Linked DNA regions of Homo sapiens: region 2 is linked to region 1. A link is a contact called in ENCODE Hi-C or POLR2A ChIA-PET data. All regions are on one chromosome and are shown on one strand. Each heading gives the region's core, a stretch centred on a gene start or an enhancer-like site at or near the end of the contact. The rest is flanking DNA. Distances are from core to core; before and after follow the strand shown. Region 1 overlaps STAU1 (staufen double-stranded RNA binding protein 1). Region 2 overlaps STAU1 (staufen double-stranded RNA binding protein 1).

Evidence for each region. Hi-C counts contacts between places; a loop is a spot of excess contacts on that map. ChIA-PET counts read pairs that join two places held with the same protein, here RNA polymerase II (POLR2A). Pooled maps may share reads with other maps.
Region 2: a map of heart left ventricle shows a loop between it and region 1 (2.2-fold over the local background). The contact joins two enhancer-like sites. A Hi-C loop is called at or near these places in 5 of 168 maps with a recorded cell type or tissue (PC-3, Right ventricle myocardium inferior, endothelial cell of hepatic sinusoid and 2 more), 2 of 37 single-sample maps with no recorded cell type and 8 of 50 pooled maps. POLR2A ChIA-PET finds 5 or more read pairs at or near these places in 14 of 52 experiments (A673, Caco-2, GM12878 and 11 more).

The regions. Positions count from the first base shown.
Region 1 is chr20:49,131,762-49,134,727 of GRCh38, forward strand. All of the region lies in intron 6 of STAU1 (staufen double-stranded RNA binding protein 1), which reads right to left. It also overlaps the pseudogene ARPC3P1. Among named protein-coding and RNA genes, the nearest start is that of STAU1, 55 kb to the right of the region's middle. Within about 2 kb of position 1,595, at least 2 of the 41 ENCODE cell types and tissues checked have a DNase peak (open chromatin) inside an H3K27ac peak, as active enhancers do.
Region 2 is chr20:49,165,122-49,168,087 of GRCh38, forward strand. STAU1 (staufen double-stranded RNA binding protein 1) reads right to left here. Exons shown (of 14, transcript NM_017453.4): 3 at 876-1,164. The coding sequence starts at 1,080. Among named protein-coding and RNA genes, the nearest start is that of STAU1, 22 kb to the right of the region's middle. Within about 2 kb of position 1,595, at least 2 of the 41 ENCODE cell types and tissues checked have a DNase peak (open chromatin) inside an H3K27ac peak, as active enhancers do.

The DNA.
Region 1 (2,966 bases), core at 345-2,844:
GAATCCAGGAGGCAGAGGTTGCAGTGAGCCGAGATCATGCCACTGTTCTCTAGCCTGGGCAACAGAGTTAGGCTCCGTCACAAAAAAAAAAAAAACAAAAGGAAGGAAGGAGCAAGCAAATATGGTAAAATGTTAACCACTGGTTAATCTAAGTGAAAGTTATATTCATTGTCCTATTCTTGTAACTTTTAGATAGATTTGAAATTTTTGAAGTAAAAAATTGAAAAAATGTCTAGGTAAGAAAAGTGAGCCTCCAAAATGGATGCACTCTTTTTTTTTTTGGTGTAGGGGAAGGAGGTAGCGGAGAATGGGGGGTAGGAATTCAGCACAGTGGCCAGGAGCAGAGGTGTGGGAAGGACCTGGCCTGCTTAGGCACCCGTGGACTGATTTTAAAGAACTCCCATAGGTGCCGCCCACACCCAAGGGCAGAGATTCTGAAACACTTCTTCCCACAACAGTGCTTTCCCTGTCCTCAGGTTAGACTTTGGAGGGACAGGTCAGCCACCCTGATGGCTCACTTCAAATGCACAGCCCACCCTGGCCCTCTCCAACGGCTTGCATTGTCTGCCCACATCAAGATCCCCCCAATCTAAATCTGGAGGATCACCTGGATTGCATGTGGTGTGAGCATGTCACAATTGTCTCCCGATGACCGTATCCATCAGCACCATCACATTTTCTAACTAAAACTGTATGTTTTATCAGAAGTCAAACTGGCTGGGCACGGTGGCTCATGCCTATAATCCCATCACTTTAGGAGATCAAGGTGAGTGGATCACCTGAGGTCAGGAGTTCAAGACCAGACTGGCTAACGTGGTGAAACCCTGTCTCTACTAAAAATACAAAAATTAGTGAGGCATGGTGGTGTGCACCTGTAATCCCAGCTACTCAGGGGGCTGAGGCAGGAGAATTGCTTGAAGCCAGGAGGTGGAGGTTGCCATAAGCTGAGATCGTGCCATTGTACTCCAGCCTGCGCAACAAGAGCAAAACTCCATCTCCAAAACAAAACAAAACAAAACAAAAGTCAAGCTGTATATATTTTTCCAAAAAACTGTTCCTGTCTTCCCCTATTAAAACACCTAACGAAGCTTCCTATGTGACAGATTTAATTACCAAAAACTTAATCAAAAATTATTCTGTTCATTTATTCAGTAACTATTTCCTAAACATCTAATACATGCCAGGCAACCTTCCAGCGGCAAAAGAAAGGAAAGACCTTGCTCAACATAATAATGCAAGCTAGTAAAAAATTCCTGATATTTGAGTTAATGAATATAAGCACTCACGCCACCAACTACATGCAAGCTGTGATAAATTACTTTAAAAGATCACCACGAGAGGGCACTCCTACAATTCTTTTATGTGACTACTGTCAAGATTCCTGAACACAGAGTTGAGAGCCAGATCTGAAACCTTAACAAAAGTGAAGGAGGAAAGGAAGCAATCTGACCCCAAATCCCACAGAACAAAAACATAAAATAGCAATCTCTAAGTTTCCAGAAATCTCAGTGACTCTGGGTAGCAGCAAGAGTGAGCAGGTGGTAAGCTTCTCAGGAATCCAAGGCTCTGGCCCAAGCCGTCAACTCTGCACATGAGGTGACCCGGGAAGCCAGCCAGGCATCTCCCACTCCCCACGGTCTTGGTACCCCTCCCCCACAACCTGCAAAAATCCACTCTCATGACAGACTAATCTGTCAGCAGGGGAGAAAAGCAACACTTCTCCCCTTTCCTGAAACAGGTGCCGGGGGAGACCTCATGACTCCTTGGGATGCAGCTCCCATCTTTTTCCCACTCAACTGTGAGCCCAAACAGCCATTCTGAATGTCCCCTGTCTCATTCCCTCCCCAAGTGCATCCCAGCCTCCACTGATGGAGGGAGAAAGGCCAGGGAGGGAATGTAGGGCCAGGTGAGAAGATTCCAGCCCTAGATCCATGTCGGTGCTCTGGACTCCAAGAGAACAGTGTAAACCTGCTCTTACCCACTGAGGGTGGAGGGGCAGGAATGAGTGTCAGAGGAATGGAGAGGAACAAACAAGCCCTCGTACCCAGGTGGGCCACAGTAGGGAGCCCTGGCAACTACAATCCCACCTCTGGCCCATGGCAGGCAGAGAGGCATCAGCAGGGTGAGGTGAGAAATCATCATCACTCGGCCAAAGGATGGAGCACTGAAGCTGGGTTAAGTTTAGGGTGCTAGCACATAGGAGGAGAAGGTATACATCACCTGTAACTGTAAAGAATACTTCAAAGATATTTTACAGGAATATAAGCTTCAGATAGGCTTTTTAAGAAATAAGCCATAATCAAGCACGTAAATCAAAAGAATCTGCAAAGAATCTGCTGTGGGTCAGACCTTATTTCTAAGGTAAACATTAAAAATTCTCCCTTACTGGGCCGGGCAAGGTGGCTCACGCCTGTAATCCCAGCACTTTGGGAGGCCGAGATGGGTGGATCACCTGAGGTTAGGAGTTCGAGACCAGCCTGACCAATATGGAGAAACCCCGTTTCTACTAAAAATACAAAATTAGCTCGGCATGGTGGCGTATGCCTGTAATCCCAGCTACTCAGGAGGCTGAGGCAGGAGAATCGCTTGAATCTGGGAGGTGGAGGTTGCAGTGAGCCGAGAACACACCATTGCACTACAGCCTGGGCGACAAGAGTGAAACTCATCTCAGGGAAAAAAAAAAAAAAAGCTCTGGGTTGAAACCCGGGCGCCGCCAAGATGCCGGCTCATTACTCTTCTCTCATGGATCCTGACACCAAACTCATCGGAAACATAGCACTGTTACCTATCAGAAGTCAATTCAAAGGACCTGCCCCCAGAGAGACAAAAGATACAGATATTGTGGATGAAGCCAACTATTACTTCAAGGCCAATGTCTTCTTCAAAAACTATGAAATTAAGAATGAAGCTGATAGGACCTTGATATATTTAACTCTCTACATTTCTGAATGTCTGAAAAAACTCCA
Region 2 (2,966 bases), core at 345-2,844, 33 kb after region 1:
ACAACCTCTGCCTCCTGGGTTCAAGTGATTCTTCTATATCAGCCTCCCGAATAGCTGGGACTACAGGCACGCACCACCATGCCCAGCTATTTTTTGTATTTTTAGTAGAGACGGAGTCTCACCATATTGGCCAGGCTGGTCTCGAACTCATGACCTCGTGATCTGCCCGCCTTGGCCTCCCAAAGTGCTGGGATTACAGGCGTGAGCCACCGCGCCCGGCCTATTTTTTCTTTTTTTGAGACAGTGTCTCCCTCTTGCCCAGGCTGGAGTGAAGTGGCACAGTCTCAGCTCACTGCAACCTCCACCTCCAGGGTTCAGGCAATTATCCTGCCTCAGCCTCCTGAGTAGCTGTTATGGGCGTGCATCACCAAGCCCAGCTAGTTTGTGTATTTTTTGTAGAGGCAGGGTTTCACCATGTTGGCCAGGCTGGTCTCAAACTCCTGACCTCTGCTGATCCACCTGCCTCAACCTCCCAAAGTGCTGGGATTACAGGCGTGAGCCACGGCACCTGGCTTGTTCTGGGAAATAATTTTAAATGCAGAATTATCCCATACAACGATGAATATCCAAGGTGGTATTTACTGCTCAATTCTTTCTGCCAGCCACCGCTCTTTAACAGATGAGGCTTTATAGTGTGAGTAGTTTTCAGCTTTCAATTCTCTTTCTCACAACCTACAATCGTCTGTCAACTGAGGCCCCTGTCAACCCCTTACACAACCAGTGTTCTATATCTGGGATAAAGAAGTGTGGGTGGTGATACTTTCTTTTGCTTTTTGAAGGTAAATGTGAGAGCTCCCTAAATCTGCAACCTATCAGATCAGAAAACAGGGTAAGAAAACATTTGAAATAGAAGACACTTGGATTCATATGCTTACCTGCAGCTGCACTGGTGGATGTAATAGATGCAGAGGGTAAAGCAGAGTTTTGAATGGGTCTACCTGCATTTTCAGAGGGCAGAGAGCTAGTAGTAGAAGGAATACTCATCAAAGGCTGTGAGAGAAGAGACTGGTTCTTGTTCAGTATTTGGCTCCCTGAGAGAGCAGCAGATGGGTTCTGAACTTGCACTTGAACTTGAGACATGGTCACTTTCAACAAAAGTGAACAAATGCAGGTAAACAGCTTTCAGTGCAGGTTAATTCAGTGCTATGAAGTCTAAAGTTCTACCTAAAAGTTGTAAGGGAAAGAAAATAAAAAGGTAAATTATAGAGGAGATATGTAATTGCCAATATTCAGTCAAAATGGTGTCACCTACTGACTTATGAAAATAGCTCCATTTAGCATGTAGCTATGTTGATTTATTCGAAATATGTTTCTCCTTGGTATACAGTAAGTTTCTTGGCCTTGTGACTTTCCCACAGTGTTTTTTAAGTGATTTACAATACCTGTGTGCTCTGCATATTCATTATACAAAGAGAATCAGTAGGGTATAATATTTATTGGTGAGTATTAAGAATTGCAAACTATAGCTTACATTCAAAAATGCAAATTTGAAAGTATGGAGAGGTTTCCATAGTAATTGGGGCACAGTAAGGTTTCTTTCTGGTCTCAAAATTACAAGAAACTGAAAGCAAACTAGGTTTATCATACCAGGAACAGGTGAATGTGAACACTGCTTCCTCTTAAGGACCAAGGCTCAGACTGACAACCTTAGGGCCTTAAGTTGACAGAAGGAAGGTAGGATACTTCTGCTGTTTCTTTTTCTTTATGGTGATGAGAGATGTATTGTTTTCCTAAAAGGCTTGTTTGAGGTCTCATTTAATTATAGAACCCAAACAAGGAAACTATCACAACCCTACCCAGGCTCACAGATCCTGAGAAGTGATGTGAGTAACAAAGACCATACTAGAGAATTTATACTATTAAAAGCAAAAGTGGAGATGAAGAAGACAGGAATGGATTTTAGACTGGCAATTTTACTGGTGTGGTTGGGTGGGGGAGCACTGGAGCTTGTTTACTTCATATTGTAAATTAAGAGAATAATGAAGGCATTACTTCTAAATACATTAAATTTCTTCACGAGACAAAAATAAGGACAGTTGTGTTCATTTTCATGGCCATCCTTTAAAAGCTGAAAATGTTTTTAATGAGTCAAAGTACTTAAAAATAACCAGTGGCAACAAAGAACAGAAATGACAGGTCTCTCAGGAAATAGCCAACCAATGCAGAAACCAGCAAACCAACTAATTAGAAGTTCTATTATAAAGAAACAGTTACTTTAATTTTTTTTAAGTATCAAAATGATTTTTAAAGCTGGTCCTCAAGAAAGAGATGAATGACCAGAGCAATTAAGCTACTTGAGGAGTCCTAACACATTCTCTCTTACTGAGAGCAAAAAGGACTGCAAAACTCAAAAGAAACTCAAGCGAAATGTGACTCTGGATAGCAGAGGCATAAGTATTACCTTATTCAACAAAATTCCCCAAGAGTGCAGTTGTTCCTTTTTACTTTCAGAATCAGAACAAAATAACAGAGGCGTTCCATTGAAGATCTACATAATGGTCTTAGAAGACAAGTCGCCAGTGTCAAGAAACAAGTCCAGAACCATTCAGAAGTCAGCTATGACCTTATTTCATTGGGTTTTTTTTCCGTCAGCTGCTAAAATAGAAACACTTTTTTCCTCCTCTCTTCCCCTCTCTTCATTTATTCACTCACTCCTCCTTTTCCTGCTTTTTGTAAACTATCTTGAGAGCACTTTTTAAAACAAAAAAGTCACTTGTGTATGTACGACTTCACAACACCAACCACAGGTCTCAAGGTCAAAAAATGAGCTAGGAGTAAAGTATCTGCTCCAGAATCTACCCCCATCCCAGAAAGAGCAACCCAACTGTGTCCTGAGTGGCTCTTAGAGTTTAAGACTCTGAATGAATGCCTAAATTTAGAAAGGGTGTGGACCAAGGGATTTTTGGTTAATGTTCTCTAAAGCAGGCTGACTGCCAGGATTTCAAGTCAGTGATAAATTTTTAATT